2 separate regions of the Homo sapiens genome follow, and region 2 is linked to region 1. Evidence: read pairs that join two places in POLR2A ChIA-PET (ENCODE). Cell type or tissue: Panc1. All regions are shown on one strand. Links, peaks and the distances in the headings refer to the core of each region. The heading gives the core; the rest is flanking DNA.

The links. ChIA-PET counts read pairs that join two places held together with the same protein. Peaks named below come from ENCODE experiments on the same cell type or tissue, not always from the same donor. Only the 100,000 strongest peaks of a DNase experiment are listed, where the experiment ranks them.
Region 2: POLR2A ChIA-PET joins it to region 1 with 13 read pairs; 2 of 35 experiments call an interaction of 5 or more read pairs at or near these places.

What each region holds. Positions count from the first base shown.
Region 1 is chr13:87,511,257-87,519,957 of GRCh38, reverse strand. It overlaps MIR4500HG (MIR4500 host gene), which reads left to right. Exons shown (of 6, transcript NR_033829.1): 2 at 8,488-8,592. Among named protein-coding and RNA genes, the nearest start is that of MIR4500, 100 kb to the left of the region's middle. In Panc1, for the core only: no CTCF peak of the experiment used is centred there; no DNase peak of the experiment used is centred there.
Region 2 is chr13:87,663,267-87,671,678 of GRCh38, reverse strand. SLITRK5 (SLIT and NTRK like family member 5) reads right to left here and starts at 308. Exons shown (of 2, transcript NM_001384609.1): 1 at 1-308. It overlaps LOC124900338 (formin-like protein 5), which reads left to right. Exons shown (of 2, transcript XM_047430855.1): 1 at 1-843. It overlaps MIR4500HG (MIR4500 host gene), which reads left to right and starts at 716. Exons shown (of 6, transcript NR_033829.1): 1 at 716-843. RefSeq lists an enhancer at 80-581. In Panc1, for the core only: CTCF peaks have their summits at 312 (motif pointing right), 1,870 and 2,100 (motif pointing right); a DNase peak (open chromatin) is centred at 2,108; H3K4me3 peaks cover 1,223 bases; H3K27ac peaks cover 1,652 bases.

The DNA of each region.
Region 1 (8,701 bases), core at 404-8,403:
AATACAGATCCTTGTGTGTAATTTGTGTGATATATAAAATATCACAGTCATGTCTCTCAAATTTTTATTTATATAAAGAAATCTCATATGAATTTTGCTTAGGTCTCAAATGACTAGTATATATATTTGAATATAATGACAAGAAAACCCCAGAATCTATTTATTTTTCAACTCTGCTTTTTCACTACTGAAGCTTCATGTTGTATCTTTTAGTACTGGAAAGATCTTGTTTGTGTGTAGCATTTTTGTTGAATAAAATAGGAATTTAAGGCATACCTTCTGGAAAATATTTATTTTCAGAGGAATATTTCAGTATGACTTACACTTAGCACATATAAAAATAATCATAAACTTTGCATGTTACTTTAGGATTTGCATAATGTTCAATAATATTACATTCCAGTTATATATATTACTCCATATGGTTATACAGAGCAGATACATTTCCCAATATTTTTTCTTTTGTTTTTAACACCTTAGAATAAACAGAAAAGTGAGATTCCAAGGCTTTAAAAAAAAGCCATCTTTAATTATTTGAGTTGAAAACAAAAATTGTACACGATAAGGCAAACAAAATCTATATCACAGACTGTCTTGAAAAAAAATCATTCCCAAAATAAATAAGTATATTAAAAAATATCAATTACAAAGTTAACCTAAATTAGAAATAATTGAAATTCAGAAATTTTCACCATGTGCTACTGATTTTATTTGGAAATAAATAATTCACACAACTTTAAATCTGGAATTTTTTTGAGAAAAAACAAAATATTATACAATAGGTATAAATTACATATATACATAAAACATGTATATATAAATAATAGGATTCAGAGGCAATATAATTGAAAAGGTTGAACATATTTGTCTTATAAAATGTCTATTTAAATTACAGAAACTCTGTATAGTAGTTTGAAAAACAAATATTGCTCTTTAGGATTAGAACAACTACTCTTGTTTTATGTTCACAATTTTGTTGGGGATATTTCTTGATATCTCAACTCAATATTCAGAAAATTTATAATTTTTTCAAACCTATTTTAGAAACACATAATCTTACATTAAGTTAATACACTTATCTCAATATTCAGAAATTGAGCTTTGATAATGAGGTCATGGGTTATGATAGGAATTTGGTTACTTGCAATGTGCATTTATTTGTACAAGAATGATATATGAATTTACTGAACATAAAAACATTGAGGCTGTTCATTTCTGCTACAAAGTCATTCTAATCATCAGGAAGCAGAAAGATTTGTGTTATTCATTCTTTGCTGATACCCATGAATTTTGAAGTTCCAGATGCTGTGAGAATTTATGAGGTAGAAAGCATTACTCAAAGCCAAAGAATTACTGCAGAATTAACTAATTAGGATGCTTGGTCTTCAGAATCTATAGACTCAAGTTTATGTCTTAATGTGGCAACTATATTTGTTATATGCTTCTGCATGAGGAGTTTACCTTTCTAAATTTCAAAATTAAAACATTTTTTTTTTCATTTTTGAAGGGAAGGGAACAATTATGATGGCTAATATTGTTTGTGTGTCAGATTGTGTACTACATTATGCTATATAACACTTATAAAAAGCACAAGGAGTATGCACTAATATTTTCCACAATTTATAGAGGATAGTCTGTAGACTATGATATATAAATAGGCATAGAGTTGTTCAAGTAGTAAATAACAAAGCAGTAAAACATTTTTAAACAATCTGATTCTAGAGGTCAAACATGTAATCAAAACAGTCTATTGCTTTTTCATAGGACTTTTATGAAGATTTGATTAAAACCTGTTTCTAAAATTCAAAGTAAGATTCATTGTACATAGCAAAACTTCAAGATTTACCAGTTTTTATTACTATTAATATACTGGTTTACTTTCATAAAATATGTGAGTACTTTTAGTAAAAATCTACTTAATTTGTTCAAGAACAAATAAATACCAATTATAGCAAAGACACATAAATATCTCCTTAAATATAATATTTTAAATTAAAACACTTTTATACATTAATTTTAAAATAAATTACTTGCATTTTACTATCGTCATTTTTTTAAGTAATAAAGTCATCAGATCATGACATTCCTATATTTAAGACATTCCAAGGACTTTTCATCAACTTAGCATAGAATCAAAGCCCTTACCTGGTCTCATATGATCAGCACAATGTTTTTTCAGCGCCTCCAAACACATATTACTCCATCAGGAATAGACTTTTTGCTTCTCCTCAAATATATTTGAACATGGATGTTTCACTTGGTATATCCTCTGCCAGAAATCGTCTCTCCCCGTTCAATAATTCAGGACACATAATTTAGGTCTGAGCTCATTTATGAGCACAGCAAAGAAGCCATTCCAGTCAAATCTATTTAAAAGGTTTTCACCTCATTTTTATCCCTTAGCTAGCTTTATTTTTCTTTATATCACTTGAAAGTATGTTACAATCTATAATATTTTACTTGCTTAGTCAACGACAATGTTATATACGTTTCATAACAATGTTATTTTGTATTATTAATCTCATTATACCTGGCACCTAAAAGGGAGCCCAACACATAGCATAAAATAATAATAATGTTGTACTGATGAGTAAGTAAAGCCATATATGAGCCAACTTAGCAGTCTGGGAATTGAAGTCCCTTGTCTTTCTTGAATAAAATACACCGCTAATGCAGTCCATACAAAATCCAGGTTCAAATTCTTTAAACTTATATTAGAACATGAGGATAAATGGGAAATGATCTGAGTTCATTAATTTCTAGGTTGATGTTTACAAGTTATTTTTCTACTTTCATATTTTCTTACACAAAATCAGTTTGATAACATAGTTTAAAAATTGTATTAGAGAGTTCCAAATTTCCAAAAGCTCCAAATTTCCAAACCACAAATCTTTTGCTTTTCACATTTATATTCCATTGGTTTGTGTACTCGTTAACTGAGTTGAGTAATTTGAATAACAAGTATGAGTGAGACAACAGATTTGACAAAAATTCTTCTGTGGTGATCACCAGTGAAACTTGTGGGGAACTTAGGCTGACAAGGAGCCTGTTGTTCCCTGGCATTCAGAAAGCCAAAGCCACCAGAAGGGTACAGTCTACAGAAGGGAATGGAGAACATCTGTTTATTAAGCTAGTTAGTAATGAAAAGATATCTTCTACTATACATTTATTTGTATTTCATTTGAACTTTACAACAGCCTCTTGAAGCAAGTGAAAAACAAGCTTATTATTTTTATGAGGAAATCGGAAACTTAAATAAAAATACTCGTAAGTAACAAAATTGGGAATGAAATCAAATCTTGTTTCCCTTTCACTATGCAACATACTTTGTAAAATCTGAGGAAATGAGGTAAAAAATGTTTAGGCCATTAGCTTCTCTTCAATAAGATGCATTGTCTCTAAATAAGTTATTTCATGTATTTTAAAAAGAAAATGTTGCATCAGAATAGGGAAGAAATCAAGTATCTCATTGGGTAATGAAAAATACACACATATACATGCACCTACATACACACACACACAAACACACATACAGATATTATAGGCACTGCATTAGGAAATGCTGCATTGTATGAAGTTAGAATTCCTCTAGTGAGTGTAATGATAAAGCTTTAGCACAAGACTCTTTACTGCAGAAATATGAAAGGCATTTTTTATTTTCCTTGATGCAATTCACAGAAGTTAAGATATAGACTGCTTTTTCATTGTACCACCACAACTCTCAGAGAAAAGAGAACTTTCTAATATGACAGACATTTTGAGGATTTCCTATTTAGTTCAAAAATGTATATGACAAAGCCCATATGTAATTTTTTTGGTGTCTTGGACTTTTTAACAATTTCTTGAAGCTCATGTTCCCCACTAAGAATAAAAATTAAACGTATAAAACACATTGGACTAGAATACAGTAGATTACATTGAAATATAGTAATCAAAATATTAGAAAAACACATTTGTGATTAAGCAATCCATATACTTATTTATTAATAGATTAAATAAAAAGATCTAGTGAGAGGGCTGTTAATTATTTTTTTCAAGGTAATAGCAAGTGAAAATTATGACAAAAGGCAACTGCAATCACTGCAATATGATATGAAAATGTGTGAATACTATTTTGAGAAAGTCATGTAGTGCTTATTTTGTGGTTTGCTGCCTATATTCATATATAAGGAGAAGAATAATTTCCATTAATGTTAGTGAAAATAAAGATATACTGTTTGTCTCATAAAAGTTCAGGGATCCCTTTAATTCTGCTTACAAAACATGGCATTTCACAGAATGCAGAATAAGAATTCCTGCTACAGAATATTCTATGGCCCACGTATCCCCTTTTTTTCTTTTTATTTATATTTTATTCTTTATGTATATTTTACTTTTGATTTTATATTTTATTTCCCTTCAAAAACTATAATCAGTTCAAATATAAACATTGCACATTGTCAAAATTATATTCTACTGTTTAATATGATAGATTTTGACTTGGAATTAGCTTTGCAGCAATAACACAAAACATTAAATAAGAGAGTAAAAATATTGAGAGAAACTTCCTACCACAAATTCCAATTATAAAAATTAACCAACAATTATTCAAGAAAATAATATAGATATAAATCTAATGCTTTAAATATTTGTAAATGTTTTTTTATTTAAAAAATCCTTAATATTAAAATGTAAATGTAGAATACTCAACATTTTTATTATTTTTTAAAGGAAGGAGTTTGAAAAGATTCAAGAACAGTGCATGTGAATTAGGGGATATGTATATTTTTAAAGTCCTGAAGTATACCTAAACAGTGGAGTATTGAGAATTAAAACAGATAGAAAACAACAAAATCCCTTGCCCAAATGCTTTTGCAGCTTAATTTACACATTCATTGTTTCACAGGAAAATTCTGTGACTTCTACCTTCAGACCCAAATTCAGATATGTGTCACTGTCTTCTTGTATTTGTATTTGAATGTATGCTTAGGTGACACCCAAACAAAGCTGAGAGTTTTAGTGTGTAATCTAAGATGCATCCAAGCACCTACAGCTTTATGAGCGCTACTTTATTCGTTCAGACATGTATACCAGGTATATGATTCCCACAGTGGCTTGTGTTAAGGAATTGGTGAGAACATAGATCAAACACTTATTTTCATTAAAAAAATGCTAACACCTTCACATTCGCATTTATTAGGAAGTTAAACTGACAAAGTGAGAAGGAAGTCCCACATTTTTATTTGATTTGAGTGAGCTGGATGTTCCAGAAATGAGTGTTTTCTACCTTCTGGCCTTCTACCAACAAGAGTACAAAGGAGCCTGGGGTCTGGTGCTCTGGGAAAAACCACTGCTTTAATTCCCTGAGTCCATTTAGAAAGCCTCATCATGGAATCCATTCTTGATTATATCAGTCACTACTATTTGCCCGAAGTGTTTGTTCCTCGCAGATTATCTCTCAGATGGTTCAGATAAAGCCTCCTCTGATCAAAATATTTTAAATTTTGCTCCAGATACCACACACTTTCATTTTATCTTTTCCATTTTTTTTCTAAATTATTCAATAACATCCAGCATGTGCTATATTTTGCATTTTTTTCATTGTTTATCTTCTGATTTTGATTGTAAACCCTGCTAGATAAAGGAATTTTGTTTGGCTTATGTACTTGTATGTCCCCCATATTTTGAGTTATGCCTGGCAGGTGGTACTTGCTTGATGAAAAAGTTGTTGATGGGTTAATAAATGATTAAAGGAGATGTCTCCAAATAGGATATATCCTCCTACCAGTTTACCTTAGCATCTCAAATCCCAGTATTGATGACCAAATTGCTGCTTTCTCATGCCACCAGGCACCCTCATGATCTGCACATACTCTATTATCCTCCTCAGTTTTCTGAACAATAAAGAGGAAAATGATGCAGCTAGAAATTGTGAAATCATCTCTGTCTCCAGCTCTTGTTTCATGATCATTGCAGTCCTAGCCTCAAATATGAGTAGAACAGAAAAAGTTTCTGAAACGTGTGCTTCCTTTTAGAAGATTTGGAATCCCTGACAGTGATAGCTCTAACTTTCATCACTGGCATATCATTGTCATAGAAAGATATTCTAGTGTTACTTTTTTCACCCTTAACATGCATTTTCTTCCTCTGGTTATCATTCTCTTGGTTGAAGCAGCATCAATGTTTATCTTTAAATAAAAACAGACTATCATATTCTCATGAGAAACTATATAGATGAGTTCATATTTATAGTCTAAAAACATTAATTTATTTCATTTTTATGTTTTAGAAATGGTTCGTCAGAAATAACAAAGATTGAGATTTTCTTGACATTACCTCACTCTATCTTTAATATTTCCACATATTCATAAACTAATTTCTCTATATGTACATGGAACTCATTCAAGTGGTATGCTAATTTGACTTTATAACAAAATAAATAAATTATTTCAAAGTAATACAAAATAGTGACCATTCCTTCTTTTCTAAAGGAGAGAAGGAACATTGTGGACCCCATGTAAATTACTGTACTAGACTCATTGTGCCAAGTGCTTGGGTATAAGCAAAAGTTACCTGCCATCCTCTCCCCTTTTTGTGTTCATCTGTCTTTCTGTGTTCTTTTTTTCCTCTCTCTCCATTTGGTGGCATGCTCATTTTTCAATCACTTTACCTTGGCATCACTAACAAACCTACTTTTTTTTTTCTCCCACATCCAGGCTGTTCAACACATTTCAAAATTCTGTTATTTCTTCCTGTTCCTGTCCTTAAAAGCTGTCACTTCCTCTCCGTTTCTGAAGCCAAAAACCTCATCCTAATATCTTTATCTACAGCAACATGTTCTCCTCTTCTACTCAAAATTTATTCTATGGTTTATTTTATCAGCCACATAAATTAGCAAAATTCCTGTTTTCCATTCAAGGTGATTAACTATTTTACATTAAGTTTCTTTTGACTTGTTGGAAGCTGAGTTCTTTTTGATTCACCCTGGTGCTCTTCTTTCTGCATGTTCACGTGGAGACCTGCCCACTTTGCCTCTACACATTGTTTTCAATGCCAGACATGATTGGTTTATAATTCCTTTCATTCAAATCTCTGAGTTGAGAAAACTCAAACCTTACACTTCTGAATCAATCAGGATAGGTTAGGAAGTGCTGTGGTGACAAGTAAGCCCTGAACTGCAGAGGCTCACAACAAAGGAATATTTTTACTCAACACCATTCTCAGGTGTTGAGACCACTGCCTGTGTAGTAGTTCTATGGTGCCTTTACTTTAGGTCCAAGGTGGGCAGAGTAGTGTCTGGATAGAACATTACAGGTTTGCGGCAGAGGGACGTAGAAACGATGTACTGGCTCATTAAACTGTCTGCTTGGAACTGACAAAGTCCAATTCTGTTTAAATCTTGTGAAATTTAGTCTCATGACAATGCTCCAGTTCAACAGGGTGAGGATATATGTGTTACCTGCTGGTTTGCTGAAATCTTGAGCACCAACCTGTTTGGTCAACAGTAATATAACCTTCCCCGCCTTCACAGTCACTGCCACCAGCACCAAAATTTTGGTATGCATTTTGACCAAGAAAATTAAGTTGACTTGGAAATATGAAAGGTGTAATCTATCATCATCCCTCCGAAATGAGGTTGTCAATTTGAAGCAAGGCTTTGGCAAACTGTAAGTCTGTGTGGCAGAAGCAGGGCAAAAATCTGTCTTGGAAATGCAAGTTCCAGAAAGACAGATCAGAATGATGACATGAGGCTGCTGCAGCATCTTCGTACAGTTGTATACACAGGCATTATTGTTAGGAAATTATTTTTCCTTCACATATAAGAGGCCATAATATAGTATGTGAATGTCACCTGCTTAAAGTAATAAGTAAATGAAAAGAATCAATTAGCAAATGCATTAGGCAGGGTACCACTGTGGGAGAAAATGACTGACTTCAGGACTCTTCTCAAAAATCCAAGAGAGAGAACTGATGTGAGATTCAAAGATTTGCCATTCACAATTGAATTTGAACACTATCAAGGCAAGATTCCTGATTTTAACTAAACACAGAATACATTTGAATTTACTAATTGAATTCCAGTGCTACACTACTTTTTCAACTCTAGTTATTTAATATAAATTGTAAAATAGGCCAAGGCGGGCAGATCACCTTAGGTCAGGAGACGAGGCCACTTGACCAATATGGGGAAACTCTGTCTCTACTAAAAATATAAAAATTAGCCAGGCTTGGTGGCATGCACCTGTAATCCCAGCTACTCCTGATGCTGAGACAGGAGAATCGCTTGAACCTGAGAGGCGGAGGTTGCAGTGAGCCGAGATGGCGCCATTGCACTCCAGCCTCAGCAACAAGAGCAAAACTCCATCTCAAAAAAAAAAAAGAAAAAAAAAAAATTTACGGTTTTGTATGAAGTCTACAAAATATTAAGTTTATTGAATATGTCAGTTGATTTTAAAAGTTTCTTATTTTAGGAAATTATAATAATTCCAATTGCTTCTTTTGCATTAGATAACAATATCAACTGAATATAAAATATTAATGCCATGGATGATCTCAGAAATGATTTCCTACAAAGTCCCAACCTATCCTGGAACATTTCTTATGTGTGCTTGGGTAAGTAGTTTTCTCTGCTTCACATTTCTATTAAGCAGCTTGGTACATCTCTCATTAACATGTTATGTTATAAACAATTCTACTTTTTAGAAAAATCTTTCCTCTTGTT
Region 2 (8,412 bases), core at 27-8,026, 150 kb before region 1:
GTTGGAACTCTCTATCACCGACATCCTTTGGGGTTTCTGGGGGAAGGGGGGGGCGGGCAGCAACCGCGTCGTTCTATGCCTGTGGCTTGTCCTGGCAGCCCGGTGGCTCTAAAAAAAACTCCGAGAAAGTTGCGTCTTCCTCCCGGGCGCCGAGGAGGTGGCAACGCGGTAAGCAACACCGGGTCTCTGAGACAGCTGCTCCGGAGCGGGTGCAGGGCCCAGTCCAGTGCACTTGTTTATTGTCGCGCCTCTGGTGCGAGCCAAGCTGCAGCAGACATGATGGGCCCGGGGCGAAGCGGGCGCTCGGTGGCCGATAGATGGCAGCCGAGGGCGAAGGCGTCCCTGGGCTAGGGCGGCGCAACCGGGGCCCCCTTGGATGTCACATTCGTAGGAAGAGAGAGAAGTCTTGGACCATGTGTGTAATTCGAGCGTGGGACTGTGCAATTCTCGGATTGGGAAAGGGAGGAGTGGAAATAACCCCGGCAGTGCCAGGCTTGCTGGTGGTCAGGAACAGATGATTCCAGCCCTGTGCTGATCGCCTGCCTTCCTCCTGCCATTCAGAATGCTGCTGTCTCGTGTACTTACTGTTAAGGATCCTGGAAAAGGGAGTGGTTCCTCCTAGCTGCAAACAAGGGCGCTACTTTTCTTTTCTCTTTAATAGAATTACGTTTTATAGGTGTGTCTAGGCAACACAAGGGAATGTGAAAGACTTTCAGAGGGAATGTTTGTGAATACATCTGGTGTGTACTAAAAAGCTGGAAAACCCCTAAGTAAATGCAATATCGATAGAAAGCGAGTTTCTTGAAGAGTCATCTGCTAAACTCCACTAGAGTCATCTCTACAGTAAGTATTCTTGGGTCTTTCCATGAAACCAGACACTTCCATCCCCAAAAAGGGGTCTTTACTTTCATAAGACATGTTTTCAATATTTGTAATATTAGACCTGCCGTTCATCCCGGGTATAAGAGAAAAGTTGATAATAGTAAGTGACCCAGTGCAGGCTGAGTGCACATGTGCCTGTTCCTTTGATAACTATGTAGTTAGTTTCTCCATGTAAATATATTTTACCCACTTTATTTTGCAATTAATTACGTCTTAATTATTATTGATATTGTTTTATTCTTAGTAATATTTGGGATAATACTGTGTTATAATCTGGTTAATCATATGTTTAATATTGATATAGAGTCTGATAATATGTCTATGTTCTGAGATGTATATATATCTCAGGTGATGAACATTGCAGTCTCCTGAGGTACTGCAATCTTTTTTGAACTTTCCCCTGCGTATGTTGTGTGAATATATATATTTTTACTTTATACCATAAAAACTTTATTTGGAAGCAATTTTGTTTAAGTATGGGTTATATTCAAGGGAGAGGAAGGAAAGAAGTAATATGTAATTTCAGACAATAAAAACAAAATCTTGTAATGAACGTTTCATTAAATTTAGAAGCATTTGACCTAGGAATGATAGCCACTAGCTGTAGATACATTGCATCAACAAATATAACTTACACGTCATCCACAAAAGGCTTATTTCTGTATTTTTTATTCAGTCATTAACTTTTAACATTATATAAACATTTCAGAAAATTTATTTTAAGTTTAAAATTACTTTTATATTTTCAAAATGAAATGAAATATTTAAATTTAAAATTATATAGGAATTACAGCCAGAAGCCTTTGGAATATAAATATTGAGTCCTATCAGAAACATAATTTTCAATATCGATTAACTTTGTAGAAGTTCTTAAAGGTCCTAAATTGTCTTAATCGATTATTGATTTTTTCAAAATAGCTGAAATAAAGCTGTTATATTTTATCACTGTTCTAAATCTTTATAATTTCATTCAATAGCAAAGTTTAATTCATGGTTTTGTATTATTTTTATTTTAAATATTTATTGTTCTAATTAAAGGAAATATTATTCAACTAAGAAGTATTAAATATGTTTGGAATTAGTTTAGGTTACAGTTTTGTTAGAAACACTTATGCTAATAATCTAGTTTACCTCTTGTGGTTCAAATAAGTAAATGATGAAAACTTTCTGCCATTAACTCAACATTAAGGATGGTCCCGGAAGCCACCATTACCTTTTGCCACTAGGTGTCTCTATAAGATGCTCTGCAAGAGAATGAAATTTTAGAAAATACTGTGACTTGAACAGTTCAGAACAGAAAAACACAAGAGGGAAAACATCATAGATATAAGGAAAAGCCTCAGTTATTAATCTGTTTCTTTATTTGCATTGAATGTTGACTATTGCTTAGAAAATATATAAGTGAATTACATAAGAGTGATCAAATATGAGCCAAAACTTTTACCCACATGAACAAATGTATCTATGTTTTAGTCTATACTAAGCAACACATGGTCATATGTGTATACATGCTTTCAGACAGCACTCAGATGCATGCACTTAATTACATAGATACATTTGGCCATTGTAAAATTAAATGATTGATCAAATATATCTCCCCAGAATTAAGTCTATTAATATTAAACATTATTTGATGGAGTTGGATGTGAAAGTCACATTTGTCCAAATGTTTGCAAATATTTTTTTTTCATATTAGAATTATCTATTGAGAGGGTATCATCATAAGTGTATATCATGTAGGGAAATATATTTGACATTTATATTGTAAATATAATTGTCATTATCAATTATGGCCATAATTTGATACCTGCAAATTTAAATTTAAATTGAAAACATAAGTAGCATACTTGCCACTTAAAATTGACCATATATTTTTGTAAATTTATATTTATTAGTTTCTAGAATTATTATTTTAGTGCTTTATGAACACAGGAGGGATTCTTATATTAAGTACATTTTTTAAGATAATTCTTATCACATTTGCGTATCACTGTGTGTTATCATTAGAATTTTAAAATGCTTAGTCAAGAATTATGGTGCTTTAAGAAACAACCTAATGAGGATTATAAACAAGGAAATTCTTTATTAATCATTTCATGACTTCATAAGTATTGATCAACATCTAAAGCCAGTAGAGCTTGCAATTTGTTGTTGTTGTTGTTGTTGTTAGCCTAACTGGTGAGTTAAGATTATGGAATTCTAATGCTAAGTTTCTATTCCTCCATAGTAATGGCTAAGAAGTCTGTTCAACTCAATTTAATAAATGACACATTTTTCAAGTCTAAGTTAAAGGGCATATGTCTTTAAAGTTTTTGAAATTGAAATTATATATATATCACATTCATATATATAATTATATATAATATATGTTATATGTATATCACATATCTAAAAGGAGAAAATGAAAGTTTCTCCTGGAGGAAAATAATGAGTCACCATTTATGATTGTGTCTCTATGAAATTGCTAAATTAAATAACTGTACAGCATTTGTCTTTGACATTTTGTCTAATACATTTAAAATTAAAAACAAACATCATGCAGTTATATTTATCAAATTAAAAATGGCCAGCAAATCTAATTTTGCTGAAATTATTTATTCACTTACAGACTTAATTATTCACAGCCTTAGAAATAGACTCTCAGAGGCATTACAAAAGAATATACAAAAAATAGCCAATTTTCTTCCTTGCCTCATGCAGTTCCTTGCACATACACTCGGATATTTTTTGATATAATTACATATGAAAATATCCTTTTTGGATAACCAATTGGAAATATCTACAAAAATATATCTTTGGAACACTACTTTTTCAGAAAGTAGCCTTCAGGTGTGCCAAAGTAAGATATATAAAACACTATGTCAGAAGATATGTAACAGATGCTTGCATTTGAAAATGAGTAAGAACAAGTTAAATGTCTGACTCACTGAAAAGTCATACACATCCTTCTATACCTTAGAATACTCTTCTACTTTAAACAACAGTTTGTATAGGAATACTGTTTTGCCATTATTAGGAGTATATATAGCATTACCTATAATTTGTGAGAGGCAGACTTTTTTTCTGGAAAGAAATTAATACACACAAATCTAATAATAGTGGTTACCTTTTGGAAGAAGACTGGCGTCTTAAATAGAATGGGAATTTATTTTTCATCGTATGCTCTTTTTTTTTTTTTTTTTTTTACTATTTTTGTTTCTTACTGTTTTAGTTTCTACTACAGTTTGTTCAATTTTGCATACACATCCCCAATAAAAATTTATAAAAATGTGCACTTGAAAAATAAGAATATTTGGAGGGGTGATTTAAGAGCTTAGGAAGAGTTCAAGATGATTTCCTTAAATTAATCTCTATCCCATAGTTCTCAAATGGTTTTATTTTTCATGGCACATTATTATCACTGGAGACACTGAATACATTTCTAACTATGAGTGTCAATTAATTAGTTACAATAATTTCTCAGCATTACTCATATATGACATTCAATTCTAGCTACCAGTATCAGCTAATAGAATGGTAATTAATAGAAGCTAGCTTTGTTATCTTCACACTATTCAGAACCATGCTGTGTACTGGGAACATCAGTTTTATTTGATACTCTGGTGAGTGAAGAGGAAGATCAAAATGGCTCTGTAGAGAAGATAAGTAATTGCACTTGAAGTTGTCAGCAGCTGTTCTTTACTGTTTACTGAAGAAAAGTGAGTGTGTAGTTGTGACATTTTAAATATACAAACTATCGTCAGACCCTGTTAGAACAAAGGCTACTGCCATCTGGCTTATACTAGCATTGAAATGCACACATTCCACTGGAAATGAAGCAGTTTCACAATGTAATCAGATTAGCTTTTCTATGTAACTCTCTATTAGTGTATGATTTGTCTCTTGGGACCCATTGGTCCTTGGTTCTCACACATCTCTAGTCATTTTTAGAAAATAAGTCTAAACAGGCATTATGTTATGCCTGTGTTTTCTGGGTTATTTCTGTTGTTTTTTTTTTCAGAGAAAAACAATTAATTATCCTAAAACAGTTAAATTACAACAATTTCAGAAGAACCATTGCTAATGAAAAATATCTAAATTGATTATACTACATTCAACTTTGCCAACTGGAATCCTTCATTCATCAGAATACTCATAATCTCTTTATCCCCTCAAAATGAATCAGCCTTTTTCCCAACTCCCAACGCTTTGGTTTCCACTGCCCTTTTATCTATCAGACTTTTCATTTTTCTTTTACCTACTGTTCTAGAGAATTCTCTGTAAGTCCTTTCTCCATCTGAAAAAATCTTACTTATTCTTTCTAACAATGAAGACTGCTCATCTAAACATTCCCTTGCATTATCAAGCACTTGACCTGCACAATGCTCTATTTCTTGCTTAATGTGTTTTTTCTTCCAGACTATATTATCATTCCTTATTTTGAAAACTGTATATGGTATCCTTTCAATAGCAAGAAAAATGAGCTCCAGAAATCTCTTTGTATACACAAAATACTTGTTCATTTATGAATTTATTAATTGAACAAATATTTATTTAGCACCTAAAATGTGCTAGATCCTGTCTCTTGTATTTGAGATGAAAATAGTTGATTCATATCAGAATGCTTACAGAGATGTTTGACTTTTTGTAGATTATCTATTTTCTCTATTAAAAGTCTCTATCAAAATTAATGAACTACAATTTATGCAATAAAATTATATTGTATAAATTGTATTCTTGAATAATATTTATAGTGGCATATGTGCACCAAGCATCTACAAGAGGCTGTTCAATAGAATTTTCTGTGATAATGGAAATTAACTGTATCTGTGCGATCCAATATGATAGCCATTGGCCACATAAGGCTACTGAGAAATTGAAATATGAATGATACCTTTCTGTAGGAGGTAGCTTAAAAAAATGAAATGTGGATGATATGGCAAAGGAACTAAAATTTTATTTGTTATTTAAATTTGATTGATTTAAATTTAAATAGCCACCTGTGGCTAGTGGCTACCATTGGACAGTGCAGGTCTAGAATATAAATTCCCAGAGGATTGAAACTGTGTTTCTTGTTCAATTTCTGGGATACCTTGGAAATTCAATCAATATGAACAGCTGCACTCATAAGTAATGATGGTGATTATGACACCCTCAATAAATAAGGACAATTATGATTCACATTTGGCAAGAGGCCTGATTTGCATTCTGTTTAGGGTCTCTATTCAATTCTTTCGAATTGCATTCAATTGAAGGCCTCTACTATTCTTTTAAAGATTTCAAGGAACTTTACAAGCACTTCAAAATTCTTCATTACACCCTTATTATACCTCTATAAAGAAAGAAAGGTAGATTATTTTAAATCAATAGAATTTTATTAGAAGATAAGTGCCTTTTTATGCATGGCAAAGTACTCTCTAAAGTACTTTTCTCTAGATCACACAGTGGGATGTTAGTAGAACTGGGAAAGAAAATACTAAATCAGTATTTTGCTTCAGGAATTATCTAGGATAAGTTTTGTGTGCAAAAAAAGACTTTAAAAAAACTGCACTTGAATGTTTGTGTTCCATCTATTTTAATACGAAAACATGATTTTAAAGTTTAGTGGCTTTTTGTACAATTGGAGTGGGCAGAGTTTGAACAGCAAATTATAATTAACTAATTTATAGAATGCTAATATGGTCCCTAATTTCCATGAAAAGCTCAATAAACCTCAGTTTTAATAAAATGACATTTATAAATCTGATACAAAGACATAATGTCTTGATAATAAGTCCCATTCAGAAGTTATAATTTTTTAAGGTTAGAGTTTGTTTTTCATCAATCTATCTAAAATATTAGTTACATTAGTGACCTTTATTTCCAACAATATGCTTCTTCCATAGACAAAACCAATATAACTTCAAAGGAATTACACATTGCTGAAAGGCTTAAGTCCAAAATAATTAGGAAACCACCAGATCTCGCCATCAGTAAAGTGTTTCTCGAAGACGTTGAATTCATTCTTGGTTCTGGCTTCATATCATTTGCACCTCTGCATTAATGAAAACATTTCCTCTGGGTAGATGACAAAGTTAATGTGCTATGTCTTCAATTGACTATATAACTATCACACTGGTTAATCAAATAATAAATATTAAAATGGAAACTCCTTGGAAAATATAATATAATTATTAATCTGGTCCAGGCATGGTGGCTCACTCCTCTAAACCCAGCACTTTGGGAGGCCAAGGTGGAAGGATTTCTTGAGGCCAGGAGTTCAAGACCAGTTTGGGCAACATAGCAAGACCCCATCTGTAGAAAAATAAAAATAAAAGTAGTTGAGTGTGGTGGTGTGCACCTGTAGTTTTAGCTTTTCAGGAGGCTGAAGTAGGAGGATGCCTTGAGTCCAAGAGTTTTAGGTTGCACTGAGGTATGATCTGGCATGGGAGAGAGAATGAGAGAATGAGATCCTGTCTTTCAAAAAGAGTTTTTTAAAAAATAATTATTATTAATCTTAACTTACAGATTTTAAGTAATTCTTTTTTTTTTTTTTTTTTCCGAGATGGAGTCTTGCTCTGTTGCTCAGGCTGCAGTGCAGTGTCCTGATCTTGGCTCACTGTAACGTAACGTTCTTCTCCCGGGTTCGAGCAATTCTCCTGCCTCAGCCTCCTGAATGGCTGAGACAGCAAGCACGTGCCACCATGCCTGGCTAATTTTTTTTTATTTTATTTTTAGTAGAGATGGGGTTTCACTGTGTTAGCCAGGATGGTCTCGATCTCCTGACCTTGTAATCCACCTGCCTCGGCCTCCCAAAATGTTGGGATTACAGACATGAGCCACCGTGCCCAGCCCATTTTATTCTACTAGTTATCTTTATTTAAACAAATATTGGTAATTGGTTGGTAAATTCATGAAAAGTTACCTCTGAAAAACACACCTGTGCCAGCTCAGTTTTTGTTTAATATTAGATGATGCATTTTTATTCTGTGATTATAAATATTCCATCAATCTAATGAAGATTTTTATAGTGACACTAAATTTATAGTTATTCTCATATAGCATGCTATGATGTATGCTGCAATTTTAATTGATTATTATAATTCGTAATGAACAAATAACCAATTTTGATTTTAATCACCAGTATGAGATGCATGATTCATTCTAAAATCAATCTAGGTCTTCAACTGCTTTATTATATGAGTAGTGACTGCTATACAAACAGACTTTAACCAATTACACTACCACTTATTCATGATATCTAAGAATTTTCATATTTAAAAATACTTCACTATAGCATAGATATGGTAGCATTTAGTAGTAATGTATTACATAGAGAAAGGCAGGCTTAAATTCATTTGTCCCTCATAATAGGAATGCATTTGACTGGATTTTTTGATATGTAATGTGATGATTTTTTATCATTTCTGAGATGAAGACTTGCTCTGTCCCCCAGGCTGGAGTGCAGTGGTGTGATCTTGGCTCACTGCAACCTCCTCCTCCTGGGTTCAAGCAATTCTCCTGTCTCAGCCTCTCGAGTAGCTGGGATTACAGGCATGTGACACCACGCCC